Regions from separate parts of the Mus musculus genome. Here regions 1, 2, 3 and 5 are each linked to region 4. A link is a loop called in an ENCODE intact Hi-C map of the cell type or tissue named here. Cell type or tissue: heart. All regions are shown on one strand. Links, peaks and the distances in the headings refer to the core of each region. The heading gives the core; the rest is flanking DNA.

Region 1 (6,193 bases), core at 404-5,403, 69 kb before region 4:
CCCACCACCAACCCTGGCTTCCTTGTGGGCACAAATGGTGTGTATAAGTCCCACCCATTGTTCTTAGAGTTCGCACAGGTGAAAGGTGGTTCACGACCTTGCCCCTTCCACCCACTGCCCTCACCTCAGACTCACACACGGTGGGCTTCCTGGCCATGCGCTCTAGAAGCTCTTCTGTGCAGCTGTGTCATAAGTCAAGGAGTAAGGGTTAGGTACCAACTGCCCTGCTCCACCCCAGAGCTGCATCCAGCCCATGCTCAGAGCTCCTAGGGCCCTGGTTCCCCACGATCAGAAGGGTCAGACACTGGGTTCCACTTTCCTGGCAGCAGATTACATAGATAGGAGACCTGCTTGAACTTGAACTCTCAGGCAAGTCCCTTACCTATTCGGGGAGTGAAGTGAAGGCGACAGATCCTCTCCTGACTTATGAAGCATTTTACACACCTCAAATTATAGTAGAATCTTATTGACTACACAGGGAGCCTTCTGGCAATATTTGAGAGTAACCCAGAGGTCTTCATAGTGAAATTGTCATTTTGCTGTGGTCTGGACTTGGACAGGGCAGACTGTGAGGCTGGTGTGCAGGTCAGAGTCACCCTGCTCCAGGAGGGTCAAGCCAGCCGTCAGCATTGCTAGCTCAACGTGCCTTGTTGAGCCAAAGGTTTTATACAAGAGAAGGGTGTGGCTTTATAAAAAAGAGTCCTGGTAAGTAAAGCAGGTCTGGGGTCTCGTCTGGAGCAGGGTCCTGTCAGATGTGCAGATACAGTACACTGCATCCTGTGATGGACTACGGTGTTTGCTAGATGCAGGACCTTACACTATACTAGTTAACCTCTTTATGCCTCTTTCATCAGCCATAAAACAAGGATGAAGTTCTACCAGGAAGATATACACGAGGACTGAGTATTGAGTAATTATAAAACCCGTGCAGCATTGCCGGGAACACACTAAATGTTGTATAAACTTAAGCCTTTTTTAAAAGACAGGGTTTCTTATCTAGTCCCTACCTGTCTAAGAACTCTCTCTGTAGACTAGGCTGGTCTTGAACTCACGGAGATCCACTTGTCACTATCTCCTGACAACTGCAATTAAAGTCGTATGCTACCATGCCTGGAATGAACTTACGTTTGTTGTTATTGTTGTTATTCTTTGAGACCAAAGATCTAGAGAGGCTTTTCACTCTAACATTCAAAAGGTCTACCTTTTAAAAAGGATTTGGCATAGCCTGGATTAGGCTATGAAACAAGTATGATGTTAAGCTTCAGCTCTCCCTCCCCAGTCCTGGGATCAGAGCCGTGGGTCTCCACACGCAGTTTTATGCAGTGCTGTAAACTGAACGCAGGGCTCTGAGCGTGCTAAGTGAGCTAGAGCCCCACCCCAGTTATGGCCCTAGCTCAAAGGAGCCCTTTGCAAAGGGTAAAACATGTTCCAAATTTGCCTTTACAAAGAACAGTCTTTCACCCCCATCTCGTCCCAGGATACAGCTCCGTGACTATGACAAGTCCCCTGCGCCTCTCAAAGGCTTCGTGGAAGTAGAGCACACAGCCATGCTGGAGCCGGGCCAGCAAGCGCGCCTCGCGTCTTGCTGATGCTTTAGGCTTAGCCTGGCTAGGGATGAACTTGGCTGCAAACTCCAGGCCAGAGCTCCTCTCCACTACACGCCGCAGGTAGGAGAAGGCACCCCTGGATGACACAGGGAAGGTGACAAGACACTGCTGTTACAACAACGCTGACCCTCCATCCTTCCTGGCCCTCAGACCCAGCAGCCCCCTCTTGGTCCTCAAAGGCAGCTCTTCCTCGCCCCACACCTGCCAATCTCTTGGTGGATGTCGTAGTAGTCGCTAAGTCTTCTTCCTCGGTGTTCCTCATCCTCTCCGACCCCCTCGACCTCCATGGCTGTCTGAGCTGGGGAGGAGAGAGATGTCCCCATGTTGGGAGGACAAGAAAGGGACAAGGACGGAGAAGGGCAATGTGGGACAGATCCAAAAGGCAAAGGACAGAATTCGGGAACCGGGCAGGATACTGCCTGTCTCTTCTCCCCAGAACACGAGCCCACCTGAAAGCACAGACAGCTCCGCCTTGCAGGAGACTTCGCCTGCCAGGTTCCGGGCGGTACAGGTATAGACGCCTCCATCCTGGCTTCCTGCGCTGAGCAGCACTAGGGAACACTCGTTCTCCTCATACACGAAGCTCACATGGTTGCTCTCGGCCAGCAGCACCTCATCCTGCAGAGAAGGGTGTCACCTGCAGCCTGAATCTGGCTTTACTGACACCTGGACCTAGCTATTCCTCCACACCCAGACAGCCTCTTTCATCTGGACCTGAAGGCCAGGACCCTGCCTATCAAGCCCCACTGCTGCCTTTACTCAGTCCCTCTGACCCCAGGACCAGCATCAGGTTCTCCGTTATCTCTTGTTAATAACCCCTAACCTGTGCCCATCAGCGGTGGCACACACCTTTAATCCTAGCACTCACTTGGGATGTAGAGGCAGGTAGATCTCTGAGTTTGAGTCCAGCCTAGTCTACAGAGCAAGTTCTAGGACAGCCAGGGCTATACAGAGAAGCTCTGTCTTGGAAAAACCAAAAACCCAACCCAACCCAACCCAACCCAACCCAACCCAACCCAACCCAACCAACCAAACAAGATCCCTAACCCTTCAGTTATCCCCAAGAATCCAACCTCCTCCTTCTCCTCCTCCTCCTCTTCCTCCTCCTTGTAACTATGCCCCTGGGGGCCTTCTAGGACTCCACAAACCCCCAGCTCCCAGGCTACTGCAGCCTGCATTACCCACTGACCTTGTACCACATGATGTCTGGCAGTGGTTTCCCCTCAACTACCACAGCAAAGCGAGCGGTTTCTCCAGGCCCCACCTCCACATCTTCCATGATAGACTCAAACCGAGGTGCCTCTGCAACAAACAGGGACGGGAGAGGACCAGATGTCGTCACCACAGGGGCCTGCCTCCTCAAGTCCTGTCCTTATCAGCAACTGGATGGTGAGAACACCAGCCCTTCCTTTCCAGCTCCCCCCTCGCCTGAGGACACCAGAGTTCCTGGCTTGGCTCTCACTGTAAATCCTAACAAGGTACTGGTCACTGGTACAGGTGGCTTTGTGCGACCCTTAGGATTCGTGTGATGGCTTTGAAATTAAGACATTTTCATACACAAAAGAAGCCTGCATGTCCTATCTCTCTAGTCTGACTCTTCAGCCCCTCTTTTCTGCAGTAACCATGAGGCAGGTGCAGTGTGGCTCAGAGCTGCCCCCTATGGGTGACTGCTCTTCTCAACACCCCACCTGCTGGCCTCAGAGTGCCTGTACTTGGCCCCCCGCAGGAGGAAGCTGGGGCTGTGACCTAGAATTCAGCTCCTGAAGGGCACAGCCTTCTCTCTCTCTCTCTCTCTCTCTCTCTCTCTCTCTCTCTCTCTCTCTGATTCTTATTTAAATTGTCTAGAAAGCCTTCTGCCTTCTGGGAGGTGGCAAGCCCAAAGAAAAAAAAGCACCGCCCAAATATTAACCAGACAGTCTCGGAGGGAAGTCTCCGCTTACTTCTCCCGCAAACCACACAGCCAATCATCCCCTGCAAAGCAGTCTGCAGTTCTCGTGGTAGAGTTAAGCACACTTTGCAGTGTGCCTTGTGAAGACTGTAAATCCCAAGCCCTGTGTTCTGAGTGCATCTCGAGGACCCCAGAGGAATTAAAGTAATCAAGCCCCGAAGGGAAAAAATAGAGCAGCTGGGTATAGATTGCCACCACCGTAGGGACCTGCCTGGCTTTATATAGAGGCTATTGCGGGGCTGGGGCAGAGGCTGTTTGTTATGTGGCAGTCAAGAGAAGGGGCTGCCTTTCTACCTACCCTGCCTGGCTCGTGGTGAAGCAGGGCATTGCAGAACACGGTATCTGCTATAAGACCCGGATCCCTTTTGGCTCTGGGTGGTTAAGATAGTCTCTCTCCATCACCATCCATGCCAGGCTAGGATGCAGGGCTGCTAGGCCCCTTCAAGCCCCAAACTTGGCTACCCCTGAAAGTGTGGACAAGTCTAGCAGATACTCCAGTGTGGGGACAGAGTGGTGACTGAGTCGGAAATGCAGGGCAGGAACTGGACCAGAGAAAAAGCCCTGAACTGGAAACCCCATCAGCACAGAGCCAGGAGGGCCCCAGCTCCTCCACATGGCCCCCTGTGGCTGCTCCTCCTCTCTAGGAACTCTTGGTCCCCTGTTGACTGAGGGGGGAAGCAATTTGTCAAGGTCAAAACTCTGGAGGTTTTTAAGTGAGTTTCAATGATTTTTTTTTTAAAGCAACAGAAAACGTCCATTTGCTCATAGATTGTCTGTGCTAACTAAAATGTCACTTTGTTTGCTTTTGGCTGGAATTGTATCCACTAAGCAGGTAACACTGTTCAGTCCAGGTAGATACAGATGCTGGACTTAATTAGGGACCCAAAACACAAAGCAGTGGCCACTTAATGCATGCTATAGCCCCAGAAGCTCTGACTTTAAAGGAGAAATTCCCCCCTCCCAAAAGGGGGAACTTTGGTTCTGGACCTCCACATGCTTAAGGTGACAGTGGTGAAGTCAAAGTGGCTTCGGAGCTGGGCGCAGGCGAAAGGCTGTGCTTAAGGGCATTTGCTTTTTTTTTTTTTTTTTTTTTTTTAAATGTATATGGGTACACTGTCTTCAGACACACCAGAAGAGGGCATAGGATCCCATTACAGATGTTTGTGAGCCACCATGTGGTTGCTGGGATTTGAACTCGGGACCTTCAAAACAGCAGTCAGTGCTCTTAGCCACTAAGCCATCGCTCCAGCCTGAGCATTTGCTTTTTAATTAGCTTCTCCTTCCCTGCTGTTTTTTGCTGAGACACTGTTTCCTTACTGATTTTAGCATACAAACTAATAGTGCTCAGAGCTTTGTTGTCTGGCATGGGGACTTGAACCTAGCTCCTGAACTTAGAGCCTGTGATCTTGGGCCAGGTTACTTAACACTTTGATAGTGTTTCCTCATCTGCAAAATGGGAATGGTAACGAGCCCCATCTCACGAGGTTGAGGCATTAAATAAGGTACGTGGGGGCTGGAGAGATGGCTCAACGGGTAAGAGCACTGACTGCTCTTCTGAAGGTACTGAGTTCAAATCCCAGCAACCACATGGTGGCTCACAACCATTCGTAATGAGGTCTGACGCCCTTTTCTGGTGTGTCTGAAGACAGCTACAGTGTACTTACATATAACAATAAATAAATCTTTAAAGAAAAAAATGATGTCACAGTGATCCTGGTACTTATGAGACGTTAACATTGTACACAACGTTGTATATATAGGTGTGTGTGTGTGCGCGCGCGAGCGCTAGGGATTTGACCTAAGACCTTGTGCTGGAATGTAACTTACTCTACAGTAACCTGGGCAGTGGTGGCTCACACCTTTAATCCCAGCACTTGGGAGGAAGAAACAGGAAGATCTCTGAGAGTTTGAGGCCAGGCTCTACAAAGAGAGTTCCAGGACAGCCAGAACTACACAGAGAAACCCTGTCTCAACTAGATCTTCTTCACTTGTAGCCCAGGTTGGCTCAAACTCACAATCATCTTGCCTCAGCTCCCCGAATGCAGTTATAGAACATGTCACCATGCATGATCAATATAATTGACATTATTGCTGCTATTATCACTAATACTGGCATTGCTACTAGAAGGACAGGCCTGAGTGGGTGGACATGGGATTGAATCTCTGGCATGCAACATGACTCAAAGGGATGAAGAAGTTGTCACTTACCTGCCAGCTCCAGGGTGACCGAGCAGGCCTTTGTGCCGTGGCGGTTTCGGGCACTGCAAGTAAGGGGTCCCAGGTCTCGTCGGCTCACCCGGCAGATCCGCAGACAATACTGGTCGTCATCTGGCTGACTCAGTTCATACACACCTGTGCGCGCCTCGAGGAGGGCTCCCCGGCAGCTAAGGAAGATATGAGGAGTGGTCTTGTCAGGTTGGGGCTGGATGATCCCAAATAGGGGCCAATGGGAAGCAAGGACTCATACCTCCTCCAGACAACCTGGGCCTCCACATGGTTAAAAGTGACGGTGACACAGGCAGGCTGGCCCTCTACCACATACACAATGTCCTGCTTGTCCAGCACAGCAGGCGCCTCTTCCAGGGGTGGGCCTGCAGGGAGGTAGAACACAGGCTCTGTGCTAGGCTGGCACTGGGCC
Region 2 (6,193 bases), core at 792-5,791, 53 kb before region 4:
TGTCACTGGTGAGTGGTGTAGGGGGTTGTTACTTACCAGGAAACCACAGGCTTGGGCTCTCCCTGCACACGGATGCTCATAATGACATCTTGACCTTCTCTCACCGATTGGTCCATGAGTGAGACCTGAAGGAGAATGCCAAAGCATCAGGGGTGACAGAGCATAGCTCCAGCTGCTGAGAACTGGGGGACCTGAGACAGAGGTCTCTTCCACACCAGTCTGTGGCTGTCTCCAGGTCACAAGGGTTAACGGGGCAAGGTTCTGTTACATGTAATGCTTAAGAGTAGCCTCAAGAATAAGAGGTACACATAGGAATGGTGTCCACAGAAGACTGGATATCAGCCTTAGGGGTCTGACCTTGAACGTTGGGGGTGCCTTGGAAGAAGAGTCGGAGGAATCATGATCCTGGCTGGGACTGAGCTTCATGGTAGGGGTTCGGGGCCAGGTCTCCCCAGGCTCTGGGAACTCCTCTGGGGGGCTCAGGTACTCCTCATCAGAGGTGATGGGGCTGCTGAAAGGGGATGTGGAGCCGCCTGGAAGAGAGATGAGAGGATCAAGGGAAAGGATGAAGAGAGCCAGCTGAGCACACTGCAAAGGTGAAGTAGTTCCTGCAGGCCCAGCTCTGACTTCATCTCCTCATGACCATGACCACTTCCTCTCCCTGAGACCGATTCCTCCTCTGTCAAGGCCTGCCAAAGCCTATCCTCATGTTAGTCTACAGAGAATAGCCTGGAGCAAACGGTGTGGCCAGCAGAAGAGCCACTGATGGCTTTAGAGGCAATCCTGAATTCTACTCAAGCAGTTAATCTATGTTACTAGCATGAAGCTCCAAAGAGGTAGCAGGAACCTCTGGGATCCCCACCACAGCAGGGTGAAGCACTGGTTTCTTAGGTGAGCTGGGCCTGGCACGGAAGGGCAGCATACACCTCATGCAAGCCCCATCCTGACCTCTGTCCCGAGCCAATGAGGCGTCAGTGTCTAGGCAGCCCATCCCCCTCTCCCTTCTCAGCTTCCCCAGGGGCACCTGTTGGCCCCACCCTACAGCATGAACCCCAGATTCTCAGGCAATGGAAAAGCAGAGTTAGATCATCCATAGAAAAGAGTGGTTCAGCCTAGGAAAAGAGGAAGGGGACACCTGAGTCTGCCTTGGGGGAGGGGTGTCCCCAGGGCCCTGAAGCTCTCCCCTACAACTGGCCAGGGGCCCAGCTTCGCTGAGCTGGCGCTTATCCGACTGCCAAATACAGACATGAATCTGCCACAGCCCCCTGGCCCCTCCTCCTGGTTCTCCAACCCCAAGCCCCCAGCAGTACTGCACCCCAACTCACCCTGAGGCTTTGCACACGAACCCCGGCCTGCACCTTCCTTAAGTCTCTGCCCTGGCACCAGGCCCTCTTGCCCACTGCCCACTGGCCTTAGCTCCCCAGGGAACAGGCGATCAGCCTGGCCAGCCCCACTCACTCGCTGACCCAGCTGAGGCCCCGCACTGAGCCAGCCCTGGGGGGAGGGGAAGTGAGCCTAGGAGCGGGGGAAGGAGGAGGTGGGGGTGGCCAGCAAGAGGCTGGGCAGCAGGCAGGCGCTGGCTGGGAAGGTGGTGCCTGCTGAGACCACAGAGAGCAGCCCCTGGAGTGGTGGAATAGGAACGGGGGAGGGGCGGAGCCCAGACCAGCTGAATTTAGACTCTGATCATTCCAAGCAGCTAGCTGTCTGCCTTTCCTCTCCTTACAGCTTGGGACACTGACAAGAGCTGAACCCATCAGTAGCGCCTAGACTACAGGTGTGGGGACCCCGGTCCTCAGAGGGGTCTAAGGGGTGGCACTGCACTGCGGCATTTAATATCCTTGCCTGGGCCAGAAGTGTTGACCCATACAGCACAGCAAGCGCCATGCTTTGCCCAAACCAAGAAGAATCCTGACCTAGGAATACATAACTAGCCAGCCTTAAACCCCCAAATAGGCCACAACCAGCTTTTTCAGACACAGAGAACCAAAGAACTGTCAGGGCTTGACCCTCCTTTCCAGATTTGTCCCCTGCCAACCTAAGGAAACTGAGCCCATGGCTGCAGACTCCCAGGTCCTGCCCTAGACAAGTTCAGGAGAGCAGGTACTTCAGGACACAGGCCTGCACCCTGCTCAACCATGGGTTCTACTGAATTTCTGCTGGCAAACTGCCCCTCACCCCTCAGCCCACCAGGGCTCAAAGCTAGGGAAGTGTGGGCCGCTCCTCCCCAATGGTCGCTCCTCCCCAGCTTCCGTTTGCACCCAGTGGGTAGGGAAGGGGCTCAGGAAGAATAATAGAAGCAGAGGTGTTGAGCAGAGGCCACAAATCTCTCTCCCTCCTTGATCCCCTCTCTCCACCCAGGGCCACATTCCCAAGCTATGACCTGTGTTCCCCAGCACTGCCAGTGATGAAGAAGTGTGGGGGCCAAGAGGACAGCCCACTTTCAGGCTGGCAGTCTCAAGGTTGGGGAGGAGAGAGAAATCCGAATGGCATTTGTGGCCGGGGGCGTGGCCACCAGCTGATACTGAGGTCATAGGCACAGCCCTTGGAAGAGGGGACTCCTTTCCCTCTACAGAGTTTAGATTCCTGGCTCCAGGGTCACCTCCAGGCTGGACAGTGCTGAGGCAAGCTCCCAGGCTAAGGAAAGGAGGGCGGGGCAAACATTTAACTCGAATTGCCAAAGGTCTATGTTTGCTTCAGAGACCCCTGGTGGCCAGCAGGGAAATAGAACCTAGGTGCTAGCCAGCCAATCAGCAGCAAGCCTAGGTCAAGAGTCTTGGCGAGATTGCTTGTCAGGCTGCAGGCTCAAGCTCCAATGGAATGCCTCTCTGAGAAAAAGAAGTGGCCTCTGTTCCAGCCATAACCCCAAAGTACACCACCAAGCTGTAGAATCCCAAGCCCTGCAGACCGCATGGGCTAAAGCAACTTTGTAGCCATTTTTTTGTAACATCCCAAGCCTGATCCATCTACAAACCCAGATTTCACTGTGGGAGATAACACCAGCAAGGGCAGTGTTCTTTTGATCCCAAACCTTCCCATTAAAGGACCACTTCATTACATTTGACCCAGCTCTCCATGAGCTGACTCTATTCATCTAGCTGCCCTTTGGACAGTTCTTTCAGGCCAGTATCATTCAATAAGAACTGGCATTAGACAGCCCACAAGCAGGAATTTCCCCCAGGCCAGTATATCCAGTCAAGCCTGACATCCCAGCTGTCTGTAGTCTCTTCACGACAGACACCCAGTTTCTAGCACACGGATAGCATCACCCAAGGCCATCTACACCAGAACTGTGTGCGTGATGCTTGAACCACCCACACGGGTACCACTTGGGGCTTGTTTTGAAATACAGATTCTTAGACCTTATCCAGCCTACAGAATTGATTTTCTAAAGTGAGGAGTCGAACACTGTAATTTTTTTCTTCAAAAGCACTCTAGAGATCCCTAGGCACATGGAAGTTTTGAGACCTAGGCAAATCTTCATGGGAGGATGGGAACTCTAAGAGGTGATTTCACTGAATCTCACAGCTCTTGGCCATTCAACTTCAGAGCAGGGCTGTAAATCCATAAGTCTGGTTCGACAGCCCTTGTGATTCCAATGACAGCAGCCAGCTTCCCACTTTGAGCTAGATCTTTAACCCCATGCCAGCGATTTCAAACATTTGTTTTTTTCAAAATGCTTCTTATATGGTTGGGCTTCTTGTTATTTTTGGTTTTTGTTTTTGTATTTTGCTTGTTAGTTTTTTGAGACAGGGTATCTCTGGGCAGCCTTGACTCAATCAGTAAACCAGGCTGGACTTGAACTCAGAGATCTGCCTGCCTCTGCCTCCTGAGTACTGGGATTAAAAGCATGTGACACCACTGCCCAGCTTGGTTGATTGGGTTTCAAAGTTTTCTGAGCACAGGAATCACCTAGAGAGTTCTTTGGGCTATGGTCCCCTGTAGTCTCTGATTTACAGTCTGGACTTGGGCTGTCTGAGTCATTTGTTTCTGGGGGATTGAATGTAGGGCCTTGCTAGGCCTCTTTTTCTTAGTCTGAAACAAGATCTCTTTAGTTGCCTAGGGTGGTCTTGAACTGACTCTGTATCTCTGGCAAGTTATGATCTCAGCCTCCACAGTAGTTAGGATTACAGGTTTGGGTCACCAGGTTATCTATTGCATTCTCGTGTGTGTGTGTGTGTGTGTGTGTGTGTGTGTGTGTGTGTGTGTGTGTGCTGGTGCTTTTGAGGGCTCATGGAACCACATCTCTATGGCCTATGGTTTCTGCTGCCATCTCAACCTCCCCTCTCAGACACAGCCTTATTACTGTGTGTCCTCCTTAGCATCCACAGGCTACTCAGGGAGTGCTCATGGCTTGAACTCCCTGGACAATGCTTCCCTTATTCCTCTCCAATCATCCCCAAGTTCTGTGGCCCACACAGCCCTCAATCCATCTAGCAGTGTCTCCAAGCATGGCTTCGAGGACCAAGGTGTGGAAAAGACAGTTGTGTAGTCAGGGGACTTTGACTTGATAAGAAAGACACTATAATATATAACATATATTAATATACAATATATAATGGTGAGCAGGACAGAGGCTGAGTGGCCAGGGAGGAGCCAATAAGGGTCATACATACAGGTGACTCTTGGCTCTGGGAATGAGGGAAGATGTGGTATTTAAATTAGAGCTTGCTTTAGAGAAACTAAGGCAAACAAACTATGTGAGGTAGAAAGTATAGGCTCAGAGGCCTGCAGACTGTTTAGGAATGGACATGGGTGACAAACTAAGAAAGGGGCAACAGGGCCATGGTGTCACACACCTTTAATCCCAGCACTTGAGAGGCAGAGGCAGGCAGAACTCTGTGAGTTCCAGGCTAGCCTGGTCTATGGTGTGAGTTCTAGGACTGCCAGGGCTACACACAGAAGCCATATCTGAGAGAGAGAGAGAGAGAGAGAGAGAACCATGTCAGACCAGGAATCTCTTGATACCTGCCACCACCCAGAAAGACCTATGCTCTATTTGTCTGGAAGGTGGAGGCCCACTGAAGGGCTGGCCTTTGCTCTGAAGGCCAAAGGGAGCCCTATATGGTTTGTGAGGAAGGGAGAATGGGCTGGGGATTAGCTAGCACTTCCATGTGTCCAGGCATTTACCTTTGCCCTCCATATGTGCTGCCTTGGTAGGCCCCTCCCAGGCCCTTTTTGAAATGGCTACCACTATGATCACCAGGGAAGTGACAGGAAAGGAGGACTGGGCTTGGAGGTGGAACTTGTCTCAGTGTGTTGGCTTGGCCATCTCCCCAGAACTTCCTGGGGCAAGAAGAAACACTGCTGAGAATATTTCAAGTTTAGTTCTAAATGTATGAAATGATGGTGAGAATTTCATTTGGTCAGCCTGACCCAGTCGGGTAAGTGTTGAATTTCTCACATATGACTATGTTGGATTGTTCAGGGTCAAGTAAGCTGTTTGTATCCATACTAAATTCTTCTGGGTGACAGATAAGCTCCATTCTAAGTGGCAGCCTTAGGGAGTCGGCCCACAGATACCCCTGATGCTGACAGTTGGGACAGGGAGGGAGGGGTGAGTCTGGCTGAGAAGACCATGGTACTCTGCTTTCTCAAATGTCCAGATCCCAGTGAAATGGATAACAGGGGCTGTGTGGTGTTCTCTCAGTGGTCACTGTCTTTGCTAAGGAGGAACCTGAAACCATGCATTTGGTGGCCTAGGACCCAGGCCAAGAGAAGAGGGTAGAGGTTGGTGGCACATTTTTCTTCTTTACCTTTTGCATTCACATTGCCCAATAAATAGTCTCTTTCCTAACAAGATAATGGAAATCTTAAATATAAGACTAAGATAAGTCATGATGAATGCACTCTCCTGGCCCAAATTTTGAAGGGCAATTCTCCATCCTCTTAGAACCTCGCTAATCTTACTGAGTACATCACTCATTTATTAAGGTGATGCTTACATGATAGACCAAAAGAAGGAAGAGGAGGAAGAAGAATGAGAGAGAGAGAGAGAGAGAGAGAGAGAGAGAGAGAGGACAAAAAGGAAAAGGAAATGAGGACAGTTTTAAGGCATAGTGCAAGGCCATGGCTCTGTTCAATCAAACACGTGAGGCAAGCAGGCAATGGGATGGATGATGAAGCACTCTGAGCCTCCCTCCTCTGCCTCCTGTCAGAGTTTACAGTGGAAAGGACCCAAGAGCATCAGGAAACA
Region 3 (6,193 bases), core at 854-5,853, 250 kb before region 4:
TGTTTGTTTGTTTGTTTGTTTGTTGAGACAGGGTTTCTCTGTGTAGCCCTGGCTGTCCTGGAACTCACTTTGTAGACCAGGCTGGCCTCGAACTCAGAAATCCGCCTGTCTCTGCCTCCCAAGTGCTGGGATTAAAGGTGTGTGTCACCGCTGCCTGGCTTGAGTATACAGAGAAACCCTGTCTCGAAAAACCAAAAAAAAAAAAAAAAAAAAAAAAAAAAAACAGAGAGAGAGAATTTTTTAAAGACAGAAAACTTTGTATCCCTCCTCATCTCTCCCACCCACTGAAGAAGTAACCCCAAAACCATTTAGGAGACAAAACAGGGATCAGAGCCCAAAAACCTTTTTTGTATTTCTGGCTGACAGCCAGGCTAGGAATGAAGACGACATTTCTGGTTTATGGGCAAGGCCACGAGTTGAGCCCCTCTCCTTACAGCAATGGCCTCTCCTCCCCACTGTCCTGGTCACTCCCGTCTCAGGAGAGGTAACCTTTACTGCCACTTACAAAATTGGGGAAATGATCAGGTTCCCTGTGTTGGATGGGGTCACTGGATGTGGTAGTTGGGTTACCTTTCCAATGGTCCTGTTTAGAGGACCCAGGGTAGCATGACACCAAGGAAACCAGTCTCATCAGTAAACGCATTTAAAATCCGACTCAAACCGAAGCTCAAAGACAACTTTAGTAGCCCCAGGACGAGAAAGATGTAAATGCAGGTAGCTTCCTGGAGGAGGAAAATGGAGAAGAAAGTGTAAGTCTGCTGGAGTTAAACCAGCATGGAGGGAGGTCAAAAGATAAGCAGCTCTGTGATAGGGAAGGGAGCGTCACGGCCAAGGTGTCAGGGAAGCAAACTTAGAAAAGAGAGGAGAACAGGAAAAAAGGAGGCTTTTCCAGGTGAGTCAGCAAAGTTAAGAGCTATATGCCTGTGGTTCTCTAAGAAACTGCCCTTAGGGGGCAGGAAGAAAATGTTCTCTATCGCATCAAAGGGATAATTCTTTCTCCTGGCCCTTTATCATGGCTTAAAGTATATCTGTCTTCCTACAGGTAGCCCCATCTCCCTGAGAGGTGGTCCCTTAGCCAGGCGATTGGCCTGTCCAACTGGATTAGATCTTTTATATTTGGGTAGCTTCTACCCCAGGCAGAGACATCTCTATTTCTAAGGCACCTCCACAGAGTCAGGCAGGGCTACTGTAACATGACAAACTTCCTGAACTTGTTAACTGATTCTGCAGCTTGGAAGTGACCTAGGGTCTGAGAGATACACACTGGCAGGCTTAGGGAAAGGCTTGTGGTGTTGATAGCAAGCTCCAACCTGTGGTTTATTTATGTACCAAGAGCAAGGTAAGAATGAGTCTTCTGTTTCAGCATGACTAAGAAAGAATTCTTCATTATATGTATTGAGTACTTATGAAGGTGTTTGCTTGCTTGCTTGCTTGCTTGCTTGCTTGCTTGCTTGCTTGCTTGCTTGCTTGCTTGGTGTTTGGTTTTCCGAGACAGGGTTTCTCTGTGTAGCCCTGGCTGTCCTGGAACTCACTCTGTAGACCAGGCTGACCTCGAACTCAGAAATCCACCTGCCTCTGCCTCCCGAGTGTTGGGATTAAAGGCGTGCACCATCACCGCCCAGTTGCTTATGAAGTTTGATTGGAAGGGCCATATTCATTTTTGTAATGTATGGCTGCTTTTGACCAAACAGACAGAACTGACTATCATACATCATAACCCACAACACACAACCCACAACTAAAACATTTTTAAAGTTTATTAACTAAAATAAATAAGCTAGCCAGAAGGTGGTGGTGCACACCTTTAATCCCGGGACTCAGGAGGCAGAGGCAGAAAGGTCTCTGAGTTTGAAGCCAGCCTGGTCTATGGAGTAAGTTTTGGGACAGCCAGGGTTAGACAGAGAAACCCTGTCTCAAAAGAAACAAAAGATAAAATAAAATAAACTTACCTAGATTTGCTCTAGTGTAATGTGAGTTTAATACTTTCAGCAAAGACAAAGCCCTTGACAAGTTTCAGAACAAAGTATGCTGACCCCATGTCCAGCGTCTGAGCTGCCACTATTGAGACTTTCAAGCCTCTTGCAGGGTCCCAGCCTGGGTCCCTGTGGGTGCAAGGTAGTGTTCTAGGGTATGCGGGTAAAAACACCAACAGAAGCCTTGGCGCTAGCAAAAAGGATCACCTCAGATCAACTAGGACCACCTATACCTTCCGTGTGGACCCCTGGACAGGTCCCTTGGCAACCTGGGGTTAGCCCAGTCAGAACCATACATGTGATGAATACAGGAAGGCTGTTCAGGCTCCAGAGACCCTGGATTGCTGTGTTTGCCATCACATGAAATGAGGAGGGGGGCAAAGAAAGAAAAAGCGACCCTAGCTCCGGAATCTAGCTGAAGTCTATCGGCAGCAGAGAATCAAGGATTTCTGCAAAGCTCATACAGCAATGAATGCTGCCTCTATAATAGGATATTCTCTTTACCTAGAGATAGTTCATCTCCAATATTAACATAACAAAGAAGCATGCCTAAGGTTAACCTTGTGTAACCTTTAAGCTTAGCTTTCCTCCTTAGCCAGTTAAAACCCCCAAACTTTCTGAGAACCTCACAAGATATGAACTTGGTTCACAGTCAAAATACGTATCTTGACTCCCTGTGACCCAGTGTGTTGTGAATTTGGGCTTATATTAATTTGGCCCCCAAAATTACACAGGAATCCACGCTTCTGCGCATAAGATGCTGAGGGACCCTACCTACCCCCAGTTGGTTTGATCGGTAAATAAAGTTGGTGACCAATGGCTGGGCAGGGAGATAGAAGTGAGACTTTTTAGGATGCCCAGGTAAGGGAGGGAGGGAGGGGGAGAGAGAGAGAGAGAGAGAGAGAGAGAGAGAGAGAGAGAGAGAGAGAGAGAGAGAGAGAGAGAGAGAGAGAGAGACTGTGGCCCCCACTGTCTGGCTGTGCCCATCTCCTCCATCAGCACACTTGAAACACTCTGGGTACCAGGACACATACCAGTTTTCTACAAAGTCTTTTGGGAAGAAACATAAGCTGCATGGGAAGTGTTGCAGGCATAGTACATTCTATTGTTTACTATCAAAATCGTTTTTAATTAAAAATTGTTTGTTATTAAAATACTTCATTTCAATATACCAACAGCTCGTCGTCCTGAAAAAGAAAACCACAGAGCTAGAAAAAATTATCTCAGCCTCTATAATGTGGAGAATGCTATAAATACATTTTAAAATATGTACATATGTCATATGAGAGGGATTATCCAAATCCTGTATTTATCAACTTGGTCTCTCATAAAGGTTTTGTGAAGTTGGTATAAAACTTAGTTTTCCTGAGAAGTGTGTTACAACACTCTGCCACTAGGGGGCAGCATATCCCACTCTTTTCCCTTTTTCAACCAAAGTTAAAGTTACAGAAAAACTGTAGTAAGCAATTGCATATTGTATAATGAAACATGCTGTGTGTGTGTGTGTACTATATGACATATAGCATGTGCATGTATAGCATTATGTAACATAAATGTGTATAAAATAGAATGTAAAAGTCTATGTTGCATCTGTAACATAATTTGGGAGAGGGTAGGGAATGTATCCTATACGCCGGTAAATCTCACTGAATCAATCAATCAATCAATCAATCAATATTCAGAGGTTCACCCATTCCTCTGAAAAGAATGAAATCAGAGATTTAAAAGGACAGCGGAAACCCCGGCGTGATGGCACACTCCTTTAATCCCAGCACTTGGGAGGCAGAGACAGGCAGATTTCTGAGTTCGAGGCCAGCCTGGTCTACAAAGTAAGTTCCAGGACAGCCAGGACTACACAGAGAAACCCTGTCTCGAAAAAACAAAAACAACAACAACAAAAGAACAGCAGAAATGTTCTTGCCTTGCCACCAGCAAACTCAGGAGGGGCTTGGTCCACTCAAAGACGGTGCCCCTGTCACCCTGAGGTGCCCCTGTCACCCTGAGGTGCCCCTGTCACCCTGAGGAAATAGCAGGAGTTGCAGCACAGATGACAGTGGCCAAGGAATCTGGGCAAATGCCCTGTTTAAACCAGGAGCCAAGAGACAGGAGAGACAGAGACACCCAGCCAGCACCAGGGGGCCCTGGAGCCAGAGGTTGAGTGCAGAGCACTGTGTGAAGCCAGGGCAAGTGTCCCAAACAGCAGCATACAAATAGCTCCATAGGTCATATGTGGGGAATCCCAAAAATGGGACTTTAAACCCATTTCCAAATTAAGACTGGGAGTGGCGGGGGGTGGTTAAAATCCTAGCCTGTGCACACACTCAAGACAACGAGAAACCCTGAGTGTCTGGAGTCACTTAAACCAGAAAGCGGCTCACCCGTCCCTTGCCTCCCCTTGACTCACACGGTCAGTCACCTTACATCACCTGGGAAGCTCCCTTCCCCTTCTCCGCCCCCCCCCCTACATAATTCGGATCTCTCCATGTCCCAGTGTAAATGCCATACCTCCACCCTCTCACCCTACCCCTGAGCACAAGACACTTCCCCAGACCCCTCCCCTGGAGCACCCATCTCCCCCAGGACATGTAGAAATGTGCCTTGTTTCCATAAGGACAGCATTGAAATGCAAGGTACAGGGGGAAAAAAAAAACCAGTAACCTGTGGTCACTTAGGTAAATAGGTGTTTCTTTTTCTCCATGATCAGAAATCCCAAGGCAGGCAGCTTCCGGCTATCATTGGAGGCGCAACGATGACGTTCATGGTGTCTTTTCAGTAGTCTTTGTCAAAGGCACGTCTGTGCTGGACAGTCCCCAGATAGCCTTAACTGACCCAGTCTCTCCCCACCTCCCCTTTGCACATGTAATTCTCAAAATAACTGTAGAATGTTTTGGGGTGTAATGTGGAGGCAGGGCACCCGCCAGAAACAACCTGGAGCCTTGCTCCCATCTCTGCTCAGAAATGTGACTCCTTTAGTTAGAAAGGAGCATCCCTGGCAGGCTGGCCTCTCATATTTGTCCAGAAGACGGATACCCTTGGCACTTTGCCCATTGAACACCAGAAGTCCCAGGAGTATGAGCCCAGGGCAGGGTGACTGCTGGGGTCCCAGGCTGTGCTACAAGTGAGGGACTCCACAGCTCTCTTAAGCCTTGAGGAATGGCTGGCCATGGGCCCTAAGCTGCTTTTGTCCCTTGTCACCAACCTATCAGGATCACATCCACTTTATGCTTCTTGTTGTGAACATCGTTCACCTCACCCAGTGCAGGCAGTTGGTCACAGTTCAAGATGCTGTGAGCAGAAACATCTACACTCCCAGCAGATGCCTCCCTTGATCCTGCTCTCCGGCCTCACGGTTGCAATATGGCTGCCACACCCGCCGGCATCGCATTTTCTTTCCGGGTAGAGGAAAGGAGTGCAGAGCCAGCTGCTTCTCCTCTTTTATCAGGGCAACAGAAGTTTTCCTAAAACCCATGAGCAGAGTTCTGCTTTAAAAAAAAAAATTAGGGCTAAAGAGATGACACAGCAGTTGAGAGCACACACTGCCCTTGGCAAGGACCTGAGGGTGGTTCCCAGCGCCTGTATCAGGAAGCTCGAAGATGCCTGTAACTCCGCCTCCAGGGGATCAGACTCACATACACAGACACTGATAAAATAAAAATGATTTTCTTTTTTTTCTTGTTTGTTTGTTTTTTTTTTTAAATTGTGTGGTGGGCATGGGGATATCACGGTACACAACACATGTTAGTGTCAGATAACAGCTTGCAGAAATTGGTTCTCTCCTCACACCTTCCGGGACCCAGGCATGGAACTCTAGCTGCGAGGCTTGGCAGCAAGCTTCTTTACTTACCTCCTGAGCCATCTCACTGGCCCCAGAGTTCTATTTAGAAGTCGTGACTTTAGTTTAAATGGCATCTCTAGACTAAGGATGCAATCCGGAGGTAAAGTGTTTGCCCGCCCTATGTGAGGCCCTTGGTTCATGCCCAGCAGTACAAAAATAAAAAAGATAAACAACATCACTTAGCCATTACTACCTTGCAATAGCCACAGCAAATGTGAATGACAATGGCTCTCAGGTCAGCTTAGGAATCATTGCCCTCCCTGATCCCCCAAGGCCTTGGTCACAGCAGCTCACCAAACCAACTCCACCCCCACCCCTGTCTCCTCTCCGTGTGCTATGTACCCAGTCGATGTGCCTCGCTCTCCCGACCAGGCGGGGACACACT
Region 4 (6,193 bases), core at 668-5,667:
TGCCACCCCAAGGAGAAAAAGAGGTCCCACTCTTTGACCAACCTTGGAAGAGCTTTTGTTGTTTGTTTGATCGTAGTTTGGCTTTTTCTTACTGTATTGATCTCAGATAGGATCTCACTGTGTAACCCTGACTGGCCTGGAACTCCCTCCACAAATCAGACTGGCTTCAAATTCACAAAGATTTGCTTGCTTCTGTGTCGTGAGGGATCAAAAGCGTGCATCACCACACCAGGCATGGCATCAGGCTTTGTGGGCTGCAGAGAGGAGGGCTCAACAGGCTTGGACAGGGCAGGCCCATCAGCCACCCTCAGAGCCAGTTCTTAGTACTCTGCTAGAAGGTGAGCTCTGCTTGCCTCTCCCTTCATGTAGAGACAGACCAGTGGCGGTGATCCTGGGTCATCACTCAGCACTTGCCTCTCCCTGATTCATCTCCATTCCTTTCATCTTTCCTCATCGGCCCTTTTGGTTCCAACTCCTCTAGTTTGGTCATATTCCTGCTGTTCTGGGCCCTTTCCAAATTTCCTCTGAGGCTCTGGGTGCTTTAAACAGGGCCCGAGCGGCTGGCAATGACCTCACAGGGCCACTATGCACAAGCTGCTATTTATAGCTGTATAGGATCACACTGCTCTTCTTCGCACAGCCCAGAGTCATGGTCATCTTAAGGGTCCCCTCAGACTCTGGGGCCTTCTCTGACACTTTAGATCACATCACACAACACAGCCTAAACCATGCTTGCTAGGGGGAGGGGTACTTATTCTCTGAACCATTCAGGTACACACCGAAACTGAAACTCCAGAGAACACCAGACAGGGTCTTGCCATGTAGCCTCTCAGCCTGCACATCAATCCGTGCTTGTTCTAACTCTTTACTCCCCCATCCTCTTAGACCCACTGAGAAATAGTTACACAATGGCTCAAGTTCTACTGGACTCTATAGAGCCTGAGCAAAAGAAAGAATTGGGGAAGAGCAGATAGGCCCTGCCTGGATTCAGACCCTGGGTCGATCCCTCTTGAGGAAGTCTGTTCTCCACGAGCCTCAGCTGAACTAGCCAAATGGCTCTGCAAGTAGAGGTGACTGTTGCCAGACCTGATAACCTGAGCTCAGTCCTTGGGATCCACACGACTGAAAGAGGAAATTCCTACACATTGTCTTCTGACAAAGCCCACACATTAGCCAGGGCCCATGCGCATCCATACGCATGCACACAAAATAAATTTTAAAAATGTAATTTAAAAAAGAAAGTAAGCTGAGCAGTGATGGCATACAACTTTAATCCCAGCATCTGGGAAGCAGAGGCAGGCAGATCTCTGATTTTGAGGCCAGCCTGGTCTGTAGACTGAGTTCCAGGATAACTAGGGCTACTCAGAGAAACCCTGTCTCAAAAAAAACAAGACAAAAGGAAGGAAGGAAGGAAGAAAAGAACGTAGGAGCCAATGAAAGCTACATGTAATACATGCAGTGTAGGTAAGAGGATTAGATTCCAGGTCAGCCTGGGCTATACACTGTGAACTGGAGACCAGCCTGAGCTATGACAGTGAAGGGCTGGGTGCTGTGTTTTATAAACAAGAAAAGGAACCAGGGATATGTTTGATAGAGGTGCAGTATGGTGTGGGGTAAGAGGGTGCCTCTGCTGGTCCATGCTGAAACATCTTTTCCCCCTGAGGTACCAGCCACACGCTGGATATAGTATGGAATAGAATTTACGTAGGTTATGGGGAGGAGAGTTGAGGAGGAAGTAGAGACAGAGAAAGGAAATGGTGGGGAATAGGAGAGGCCGGCCATGAACACAGAGAGAGGGGGAGGGGAATGGAAAGAAAAGGGACAGAGAGGGAGGAAGAGGGGAAGAGAGTGAGGAAGAGGCAAGCAGCCCCTTTTATACTGAGTCAGGCATACCTGGCTATTGCCAGGTAACTGTGGGGCGGAGCCTAAAAGGAATGTTAACACTGGGGCTTTAGCTCCGTGGTAGAGCACTAACACACTTAGGGTCCCAGGTTCAACCCCCAGTACTTCTGGGCCTGTTTCCCCATCTGTGAAAGAATAAGAGAAAAGGAGACCACAAACTAAATGACCCATAGCCGTAAGCTCTCAGTAAGGGCCAGCCATTACCACGTTGTCCCGCCTCTCCACTACAGGGTCTGGCTCTAAATCTTGCGTCTAGCAGGCACAAGGCCAAGATCCATAGCCACAGCCTCCTGACTCCAGGTCTCCCGCTCTTCCTCCCACAGCCTATACTGCCTCTGGTAAGACCCTCGCTGCCACTCAGGAACTGTAGCTCTGTACTAGGCATGGTACTGTGGATCGCTGCCTCCTGACGACCTTGCGAAGCATCGGCTTCCATCTTCCTTTTACAGAGCAGATGGGCGGAGCTTGAAGAGGGGAGTGGTAAGTTCCCCAGGGTTGCACAGCAAAATAAAACAAAACCCACCACCGTGCGACCACATCAAAACCAAACCCACCTGGATTTGGCCCTTCCTAGTGGCCCTAGAAGGTCTGCTCTTTTCTCTGTGTGGGCCATACAACAGACAGAGTTGGCAGCACCAGCCTAGGTCTTTCTCTTTAACTCAGCCCTATAAGGGGATTTCCATGGGAGAAAGTCCCACATTCGGAGTGAGGTTGTTCGGGACAGGCTTCTCTCTCCAACCCCACCGCCCTCCAGTTGGAAGCTGAGGCCTCAGGATGTGTGTGGAGGTGGAGGATGTGGGGGTAGAGGTTTCCTAGCTGTAGGGCAAAAGAGATGGACACCCACACCCACACGCTAAAGCCTCACACTCCCCTTGGTTGCACCCTGGCCACAGACTGCCCCCAACCGGCCTCATCCACACATCCCTTCTAGGTAGGCTGCCTGAAGACTAAGGGCTGGAGCCAGGCTAGATCTTAAAGCCTCGAAGTTGGAAAGAGACTCTGAGGCCGATTGCCAGCTGCTGGGGATTCCCATCACCTCAGCACCCCAACTCCCCCGGGGCAAGAGATGACCCCCAAGAGGCTCTTTTCCCACGAACATCCCAGCAGCGGCACAAGTGTTTCTGCTGCCAGAAGCTGTACCCACACAAGTCCCAGAGTCCTTCAGACCCCCCTACTCATCTTGCCTCGGATAAGTTAGCCCTCCTCCACCCTCCCATGCTGGGTACCGGAATAGAAGCTCTGAGCTCCTACTCTTGGGACTGGGAGCGGCCACAGCCGCTGCTGCCACTCAAGATAGGGGAGGGGCTGCAAGGAGAGGAGGGCCCAGTGGGGGAGGGGACTCGAGTTGCTCCCCAAGTCTTTTCTTCACAGCTCCATACCATCAACAGAACAATACAGTGTCTGGGTCTTGGGGCTCCCGGCACAAAAACTTTGTACGGGGTCAGCATCCTAATTTCTGTCCCTTCTCAGCTTGGCTCAGCATCTCTTTTCAACTGGGTATCTAGCCCATCCTACTCCAACTCCAACTAAGTAGATCGTCTCTACTGGGTGACCCAGCATTCCAGCCTTACTCGGGTCAAAAGGGTTTCCGGCCTGACTTGGGATCCCCACCCCCACCCTGAGGTCTCTGGCCCGCTCCTCTGGGCCTCCCAGTTGCTGGCCCTTTGCAATTCTTTCTCCTGGCACCTCCCCCCAGCCCCGGCCAGATTTAGCTTCTTTAATCTTCCCTGAAATCCAATCCGGCCATTTCCTGAGCACAGGCTGCACTTCCCAAATGGCCTGTCACTGGAGAGGGTCCTGGCCAGGGAGGACTCAACTCTTAGCTAGACTGAAGGAACCCCACTTCCAATCCTGTACCTCCAGTTAAACCTCTCTTCTTCCCACTCCAGAGAAGCCCTGAGAACTCTGGCTATGTAGGGTTCAGCTAGCTACCATTGGCCTCCACAGGCAGGGCCAAGGGGAGCCTGTTGGAATGGGCTCTCTCTCTGCCTGGGGCATCTTTACTCAGAGTTCTTTTCTACCGTGGGCCTCTCCTCTCCCTTTGCACTGCAAGCCTGACCATTCGGCTCTTCCCTTCTTGGAGTGCAGACTGGAACCAGTACACCCAGGCACTCACCTGAGCTCCTCTTCCTCCTGTGTGACCTTGAGTGTGTCGCCACCCTCTCTGGGATCTCCAGGAAATGGGTGGAGATCATAATTTAGACCCTTAGCTTAGAGCCATGAGGAGAAGCTAAGAGACTTCATGCCCCGGACAATTCTGGATACATGACAAGTGTTATTTAGACACTAATGGAAGGGCTGGAGATAGAACTTGGTGTGAGAGAACTGGACTAGCATCCACAAGGTCAGGGCCGACATCCCCTGAACCCCCAAACAGCAGCAGCAACAGCAACATGTTCATCATAGTCTGGATTCTTCTGAGACATTTTAAAAAAGTGTCCAGTGAGAACACCATTTCCTGCCTTGAAGCTCCGAGACTTTCTTCTGTGTTAAGATACCATGGATTGTGAGACACTTCACTTATTTAATAACATCATTTCTGGAGGAAACAACAACGTTACCGTACAAAACGTACAAAACTGTCAGCCATCCATCTTCTGATCGCAGAATGTTCTGGAATGCAATGTCTGTGTGGCATCCCTTCCTCTATCCTTCTTCTCTATCCAGAGACCCCCTGTCCCAGCTTCCTTGTATTTATTTATTTACTTACTTACTTGCTTATTTTGTTTACTGTTGGTGCTTGAAGACTGGGGTTCAAGTCATTTCTACCAAAGGTTAATTTGTTGTTGTTTTGTTTTTTAGCTAACTGGCCCTAGGTTAAAAAAAAAAAAAAAAAAAAAAAAAAAGCATGCATTTCCTCATGCCCCGGTTTTTCCTTAAGCAATTCACAATTGTAGTGAATATTAAACAAAGTGTATGTATATATTTATTCAGCACTGAATTGGATATTCAACACACGGGAGCTATTATTATTGTAACGATTTTGAAACGTTTGTTGAATTGAATCAGTTTTCCCAAGATGTGGGAGGTGGAGCTCTGGTATTCCATGGTCCAGATGCCCTCCAGTGGTCATCATGGGGAACGGCAGGCTTCCTGTAGGCTTTGGGACTCCCCTAACTGGTTCAGAAATTCATTAAACTACCCACACCCACGCCAGGCTCATCCAATCCTCCTGGAATTCTTCACGTTACCCTTCCTTTTAAGGCGACCTTAGGGATTTCTAAAAAGAGAACTGAAGAATATCAGAGATGTCTAGAGAAGCAAGGTTTAGCAATGGAGGCTAATCTAGACACATTGTCTCAGAGTCCAGAGTCCCACTGAAATAGATTGTGTTAATGCCAAAGACGGGAGGAGAAAGACCACTGAGCCAAATCACCAGGGCCAAATTAATTAAAGCGGGCAATTAATCAAAGCAAACTTTTAAATGGGTACATGGGTTTCCTCCCACTGAGGCAGGATTTGAGGTCAGTTTGGATGTGAGGGAGGCAAGGTTTTTATAGCTCAGGGGTAGGGAGTTTTCAAATGGGGGATCTGAGACAAAATAGGCAGCACACAAGCACACCTAGTTAGTCATAACAACCTCTTGTAACAAAGACACGATTGCAAGGAGGTCGGAACAGCAGATAGTCCTAAGAAGGGAGCCAGAACAACCCGTTTGAAACAAAGACAGGGTTGTAAGATGGTTATTAACTTTTGAAAGGAAGACATGACTGCCGTTCCTGGAACAGGCAGTGCAGAACCTTTTGTAGTTAAGGTTGCAGGTGGGGCACAGCCTAGCTCTTGAGAGTCTGGAGGTGTTACCATGAACAGGAATGAACCTACTTTGTCTTTACTGTAAGATGGCTTTTAAGCCTAAAATGGAGGCCGGTTGGTTCTTCAGCGGGTAGAAGGCTATGAGCAGAGCACCATTCCTCTGTGACCCAGACACTGTGGGACTTGGTCTGTGGAAACACCCTCCTGCTGCCGTCGTCCCAAAAATCTAGTCCAGGACGAGGTTAGCCTGAATCCAAGAGTCTGAATCTATGGCTTGACGGATCTATCCTCCGCTCACCCAGGCCGTCTTTCCTTCCTCCATTTATCCATTCATCAATATGTATTGAACACTGGATATGTACCCAGCCTCGTGCTCTAAGTGCTGGGGGTTAAAAAAGATCAATTTAACACAGATACAGACACAGCGACTAAGAGTTGTTCATAATGTCCCAGACACCACATGGGGAGCTAATCCTCCCATTCAAGTGTTTACAGCATCTGTGTGTAGCTTGGAGGGGAGGTGGGAAGCAGTACCAGA
Region 5 (6,193 bases), core at 334-5,333, 100 kb before region 4:
TCCTATGGAAAGGTCCAAGTGACCACAGACAGCTAGCCCCCTCTCTACTTGGTACCCTGGCAGTAGTCCTCCATACTCTTCCCGCCCCCCCCCCCCGCATCCCCGTCGACTTCCAGACCTTTCCAAAGTCCCCCCCACCCCCACCCCCTGCACCACATACCCACCATCCCTCCTTTTCTTTCTTCCCTTTTCTCCCAATATTGATTTTTCTTTACTGGGTTTTAAAAAAAGGGTGATTTAATTGCTTTTTTAAGGTTACTTCGGTCTGGGACTCTGCCAAGAAAGTGGGAGCTGCCCCCTAGTCTCCCCCAGCATCCACCACTGCCCTGATATCCTGTCTGAATTCCGCGCTATCGGCTGAGCGCTCAGGGTCAAGCTGTCTCCACAGCATGCTGACCTCCATCGTGATACCTCCCCCTGCCCCCCAACTTCAGGTCAGCAGGGAGTCTTCCACCTCTAAAAGGAAAGACGTTGGGTGGTAATTCCATACCGGGCTGGGGGGTGGGGTGGGGTCTGTGGGGGAACTCCAGGGCACTGGAATGAAGCAGCAGCTTGTTACATGCAGATTCCCACCATTGCCCGGTGGCCAGCTGTCTCTAATTGTCCGCAAGTCCCTACCATCCAGTCTCCCAGACCTCCTGGAATCAGGCTATTCTCAGTGGGGACCCCCATCCTTCCAGCCCATCTCTTGGCGGTTTCCACTCACTCTCTCCCCACCCCCAGCCCCTTCTGGCCCCCTTTCTATCCCTCCATACCCCCTTTGCCTCTGGCCCTGTCCCCTCTCCCCCCCTTCTCCCTGCTTCCCTGCCTGCCTCCTTCTCTGCCCGGCTGCAGTTGGGTGATAATCTCCCTCATTTAGCCTCCCGGCTGCTTCCCCGGCTCATTGCCCAGCTGGTCCCTGGGGCCCGGCCCAGTTTCTTCCCCACCCCCACCCCAGCCCTGCGCCCAAGCTCCCTCAGCCTTTCCGTTTCTCTCACCCATTCCCTAGGGACCAGCTTGCCCCCTTAGGGGTGGAGCAGGGGTAGGGGTGGGAAGCAGGGCTGAGGGAAGCTGGTTAGGACCTGAGCTAGCTGTAAGCTAGTGGGAGGGGCGGCTAGGGAATACGGAGTTTGGAGTGTGGGGAGGGGCTACCATTCAGGCAGAATGTGAGCCCCCACTCAGACTGCTCTGCCCTCCAGTTATCCCCATTTCCCAGATTTGTTCATAGCCCAGTTCTCCCCACCCTGGGATTTGAGTTAGGCTTCCGGAAACTGGGAAAGAGAAGGTTATTGAGAGAGGTAAAGGTCAGAGTACATTGGGCTAGGCAAACTGGGAAAGGGGTGGAGTCAACAGGGTGGGCAGGATGGGTTAGTCAGAGGTATTGGGAGGATGCTTGGAAGTTTTACTTGAGCAAAATGACTCCAAAGGGAGACCCGAGACTCCCTGGGCAGAACCTGAGAGGTTTCCCAGGGAGCCTCTTCACAGCCCAGGGACTCCCCCCACTCCCCACAAAGGAAGCCTTTTCTGTTCTTTCCTGTCCTGTGGGGGCTCCTGACTCCCCTGGCTGGCTGGCTATCTTCATAAACTATACAACCTTTGAACTCCTAAGGAGCATTCTATAGATCCAGTCCCCAGTCTCCAGATCCCAAGGGCCACTTCCTTGACCCACCCCAGCTCAGAATTCTGGACCTGGTGCTGACCAGGGGGTGGGAAGCTAGCGTGGGGCAGACGTGAGCAGGAAGGGACAGGGATGGAGGGGTGTGCCTGGCCTGGCCAGGCCTGGCTGGCGAGCGAGCAGCAGTGACAAACGGGCTGTGCGGGGGCCGAGGGGCGGGGGGCGGACGGCGGCTGATTTATCTGGGTTATTTATGCCACGGACGAGGCAGGAGAAGCGGTTAATGAGAGTCCCGGCCAAGGGGGGATGGGAAGGACCGGACGTGATCTGAGGCAACTGAAGAGGGTTAGCATCCCACCGCCAGGCCCTGCCCCCACTGTCACCGGTACTCTCTGCACCCCGACAGGGCCCTCCCGGGGCTATCCCAGGGAAGCATCCACTCCTCTGTCAGGCATCTATTCCTATTTGGGTATTCTCAAGCGGAGGTCATTGGTCACCAAGAATGAAGAGGGTGGGATTCAAGCTTAGGGAAATCCTGGAGGAACTAGGGAGGGGATGTGGAAAGGGAGGACAGGAAGAAAGATACATCCTGACTGGCTAGAAACAGACAAGTTTGAGGGGTCAGTGGAGAGGGCTGAGGTAGAAGAGGGAGGGTGGGAGTAGGTAGGCACCCCACAGACCCTAAGCAGATGCCAGAGAGAGGGCAAAGGGCCTCTAGGCACTCATCCCTGGTGTCAGACAGGGAGCCCTGAGATGGGGGTCTGAGTGACAGAGAGGCTAGGCAGGAGGTGGCGCTGGTCAGAGAGCAGAGAGAGCAGGAAGGAGGGAGAGAAGATCCCGAGAAGGAGGGGGAGAGGGCTTTGCAGCAGCGAAAGCTGCTGGGAGCAGATAAGGCAGCACGGCAGCAGGAGGGATTAAAGCTCCGAGGGGCATGGGGGGGTGGGGGGTTGTTGCCGAGTGGGATGATGGGAGGGGGCAGGGAGGAGAGGGTTGAGGGCAAGACACCCGGCCGCAGAGACGAGCAGAGAAAGGAGAGCTTTGAGGAGGCAGGTTTAATCAGGGGCTATTAACTAGGAGAGGAGAAAGAAGAAAACTCTTGATCATTCGTTCTGGGAAGGAGGACTTTTCTGTCTACACCCCACACATGCCTGGGGTGGCAAAACTAAGCCAAGCGATGAACTGGGGAGGATAGAGGACTGCCGAATAATAGGGTTGGCAGAGGCTGGCCCCAGGAGCCGCTCAGAACGGATCTGGAGATACCGAGGGCACACAGCGCCTCCTCGCGGCGGTCAGTGGAACACAGGCGCGTCAAAGGAATAGGTCACTGATGCTCAGTCCACTGGGGTAGACACCCCACCTGACTAGGGGTAGGCCTCCTTATGGGGAGGGGTACAGTCTTGGAAAAGAGTAAGTTGCTACCCAGGGTGGGCTCCCAAGGCGTCCCTTACCATCCCTTGACCTACCAGAAGGTGTTCTTGGTGCCAATGAAACCCCTTGCTCCCCTAAATCTAGCCTAGGACAGTTCAGAGATGGCTTGGTGACAGAAGGCAGCCTTAGTGGGAAGAGAGGAAAGAAGAGGGGGGTGCGGGAGGGGAGCGGAGGTGGCAGGCGGGGCTGGGTAATTGCGTGTTTGCCAGTTCTCAGTCTCTGCACACAGGGAGCGTGTGTTGGTGGGTGTTGCTTCCCTTTGAGGAGTGTCTGTTGGCAGAGGTGTCAGTGTGTCTATCTCAGGGGTCTGGGCTCTCCTTGGTTCCCACCCCCTTTGTGTTTTGGGGAGCATGGCTCTGGGCACACCCAGCTGTGTTCCGTGCTGATGCGGCAGATGTGGCGGGCCCCAGCTGTGCCTGCTTCCCAGAGAGGGGGAGGAGGCTGCAATCTGCTCCCCCATAATGGCTGCTAAATGCCAGGGGGAGGGACTAAGATGGAGGTAGGATTGGGACCTGGGCAACCCCAGCAGGACATGAGTGAGAGAGGGCACTGCTCCCCCCACACAACCCCACTCTGACCAGTCCCTCCCCAACACTAGCCAGCATTCTTGGCTCTCTATCTCGATTGCTCCTGAAGCCCATCCAAATTTTTCTCCATACTCAGTCCCTGTCCTCAGCTCTCCTCCCCTGTCACCCCATCCAGCTTGATGCCAGGGACCCAACCCCCCCTCCCCGGCCCCCAGCTCGCTCCCCTTCGCTGATTTTACAGAATAATCTTTTTATGGAAACTGGGAGGAAAAAAAAAGCACTAATGGCTGGGAGCACACCCCTCCCCCGCATCCCTCCCCCTGCTCACTGCCACCCCACTTCCACCCCAGTTCCTTCTGGCTTCTCCCTTCTCAAACCCACCCCTGAACCAGTACCCTCCTACACCTATATCTCCATGAGGCTAATGAAGGTTGGGTGCACATCCCCAGAGTAGCAGATAAGGGGGCTCCCTGCTACCTCTCTGGAGGCAGAGTGGCTCCCACATCATGGGCTGTGAGCTCCTCCCTTAGACAGACAGATGGGGCTTTGGCTTCTCCCAGTGCAGAAGAGTGGTCGGAAGGAGTGAGGGCATTACCCCCTCACCCTTAAGACACGGTGCACCTGCGACTCCCTCAGCCTGGGCAATGTTTTGAAGGTCTCAGCTTTCCTCCTCCATACCACCTTCACTGACCCTTTCCCCCTTCAGAGACTCTTGCCATCATGTCTCCACCCCCACTGGGTCTAGGAGGGGGGTCCCGGGGGCCAGGGCCTGACACAGACTTATTGGATTTCACGGTGTTTTGCTGAGAAAATAATTAAATTATCATATTTATGATGGAGCTGCCATGGCCTCTGCCAACCACTTGGAACAGAAGGGTCAGGGTAGGGGGAGGAAAGGAAAGGAACACAGAGCTTGGCCTTGTGGTCCAACCCTCTCCTAGCCCCTTCCTTAGGGAGGTGACCCCAGGCTGAATAGGTTTGCATCTCTGCTGATGGTTGCAGACGTGACAGGTCTGTGCTGGAGGCAGGCTGGGAAGAAACCAGGGAAAGGGGCTGTGGTGATGCCGATTATAGTTTAGGATTGCTAAGACCTTGGGCCATCTCCCCACCCCCACCCCCCACCCCCAGCTCTCAGCCAGCCCTCATGGCATGGGAGGTCATCTCTAGGGCAGTCCCCAGGTCAGCTGTGGTCCAGTCCCCATGTATCTTTCTAACTGCCTGCCCGGAAAGCTATGAAATCCTGAGCTTGGTCCCAGACCCTGGGGTTAACAACAAGGTCCCGACACCCTGCTGCCTGCCACCCAAGCTGGCTGCCAGGACCCCCTCCTGTCTCCCACCCAAACCCTGCCCCCCTATTCTCTTCGGGTAATTAGATTCCTCTCAATTAGCAGATTACGATCATTACCAGCTCATCTGGCAACTAAACTCAGCACCCACAGCTGTGGAAAGGGGGGTGCCAAGAGGGGCACACTGGGGTCATGGGCAAACATGGGGATGTGTGGAGAGCAGGGCTATGATCTGCCAAAATGTATCAGACTGCCAAGGGGTAAAGGGGCCTCTTTGAAATCAGACCTCTGCCGGAGAAGTGGGGGGTAGATCCTGGAAGACCCCTGGGTAGGGGCAAAGCCCCCAACTCCCCGAAGCCAGCCTGGGAGCAGATGGGGCTGGCAGAGCGTTAAACAGGCCAGGGCTGGGTCTTGGCATGGAGCTGAGGAGAGCAGGCTGCTGGGTGTTCAGCCTGCGTCCCAGCCTCCCAGCAAGGGTGCCCACTGAAATCCTTCAGCTTTCAGCATTCTGGAAAGCCAGGCCCGGGGAGGCAGGCCAGCGAGCAGGGTGAAGGTCGTGGGGGCCAGGGAGCCTGGAGGGCCTTCCTCTAAAGCAGCTAGTGCAGAAGGCTGAGGCAGTGGGAGGGGGAGATTTACCAAGACTCCGAATTCATTATTCATGAGCCAGCAGCAACGACTCCAATTTAAATGCTAATGTGGGGGGGCCTGACTCAGCTGCCCCTCTTGTGCCTCCACTCCCCCCCCCCCCAAGTCCAGGCGCAAGTAGGAGTCCAAGCTGGCTCCAAGGTTCATAGGGGTTTATTTGGCAGTAGGGAGGGAAGCCAGGTGTCCCTGGCCACACACAAGGCTCCCTACAAGGTGGCTTCCTCAGGTCCTATCTGGACAGAGCTAGCCAGGCAGGCAGCAGCCCAAAGGAGTGTGGGCGGGAGTCCTGGGGGCCTTTTGGCAGCATCCTCACAGGATGATTTGGTTGGTGAAGCTTCGACTTAGCTCCTTATGTGGTAGAACAATTGAGTTCAAGATGAGCACCTCGGCAGGGATCCGAACACGGCAGCCTGGAGCGTGGATGAGGGCACCAGGAACAGGTCGAGAGAGGTGATGAGGCAGGGAGCTGGGGCCATGGCCAGGCCTGCCCATCTGTGCTCCAGCCTCATCCCCCAGTGATTCCCTCAGGCTGGGTACATGGCAGGATCTTGGTAAATGTTTGCTTAAGGAATACATACACACACTCATGCACACACACGCACAATGCACACAAGAACAAACGTCCCCTGCAGACTCCAGCCTTCACCTGTGGAGCTTGCTAACCCTCAACCCGCCCCCCAGGCCCCAACAAACCATACCCAGGATAGTGATGG

What was found. Hi-C counts contacts between places; a loop is a spot of excess contacts. Peaks named below come from ENCODE experiments on the same cell type or tissue, not always from the same donor. Only the 100,000 strongest peaks of a DNase experiment are listed, where the experiment ranks them.
Region 1: it touches region 4 in a loop (2.2-fold over the local background); 3 of 42 quality-filtered maps call a loop at or near these places.
Region 2: it touches region 4 in a loop (1.8-fold over the local background); 7 of 42 quality-filtered maps call a loop at or near these places.
Region 3: a loop joins it to region 4, with 4 times the contacts of the local background. A loop is called at or near these places in 10 of 42 quality-filtered maps.
Region 5: a loop joins it to region 4, with 2.7 times the contacts of the local background. A loop is called at or near these places in 5 of 42 quality-filtered maps.

What each region holds. Positions count from the first base shown.
Region 1 is chr1:75,411,032-75,417,224 of GRCm38, reverse strand. It overlaps Speg (SPEG complex locus), which reads right to left. Exons shown (of 41, transcript NM_007463.4): 17 at 6,023-6,146; 18 at 5,764-5,939; 19 at 2,797-2,909; 20 at 2,057-2,225; 21 at 1,809-1,905; 22 at 1,483-1,683; 23 at 125-182. Among named protein-coding and RNA genes, the nearest start is that of Gmppa, 22 kb to the left of the region's middle. In heart, for the core only: a CTCF peak has its summit at 3,265; no DNase peak of the experiment used is centred there; H3K27ac peaks cover 1,565 bases.
Region 2 is chr1:75,395,395-75,401,587 of GRCm38, reverse strand. Speg (SPEG complex locus) reads right to left here. Exons shown (of 41, transcript NM_007463.4): 7 at 358-533; 8 at 37-125. Among named protein-coding and RNA genes, the nearest start is that of Speg, 23 kb to the right of the region's middle. In heart, for the core only: a CTCF peak has its summit at 2,707 (motif pointing left); DNase peaks (open chromatin) are centred at 1,227, 1,537 and 2,647; H3K4me3 peaks cover 1,805 bases; H3K27ac peaks cover 2,618 bases.
Region 3 is chr1:75,595,012-75,601,204 of GRCm38, reverse strand. No RefSeq gene overlaps it. Among named protein-coding and RNA genes, the nearest start is that of Slc4a3, 52 kb to the right of the region's middle. In heart, for the core only: CTCF peaks have their summits at 3,366 (motif pointing right) and 4,105 (motif pointing right); DNase peaks (open chromatin) are centred at 4,124 and 5,074; H3K27me3 peaks cover 1,057 bases.
Region 4 is chr1:75,341,833-75,348,025 of GRCm38, reverse strand. No RefSeq gene overlaps it. Among named protein-coding and RNA genes, the nearest start is that of Des, 15 kb to the left of the region's middle. In heart, for the core only: a CTCF peak has its summit at 2,809 (motif pointing left); DNase peaks (open chromatin) are centred at 2,855, 3,185, 3,545 and 4,985; H3K4me3 peaks cover 1,522 bases; H3K27ac peaks cover 3,906 bases.
Region 5 is chr1:75,442,598-75,448,790 of GRCm38, reverse strand. It overlaps Gmppa (GDP-mannose pyrophosphorylase A), which reads right to left. Exons shown (of 13, transcript NM_001357170.1): 12 at 6,179-6,193; 13 at 5,612-5,890. The coding sequence ends at 5,790. Among named protein-coding and RNA genes, the nearest start is that of Asic4, 4.8 kb to the left of the region's middle. In heart, for the core only: a CTCF peak has its summit at 2,887; DNase peaks (open chromatin) are centred at 920 and 2,890; H3K4me3 peaks cover 3,500 bases; H3K27ac peaks cover 4,633 bases; H3K27me3 peaks cover 4,052 bases.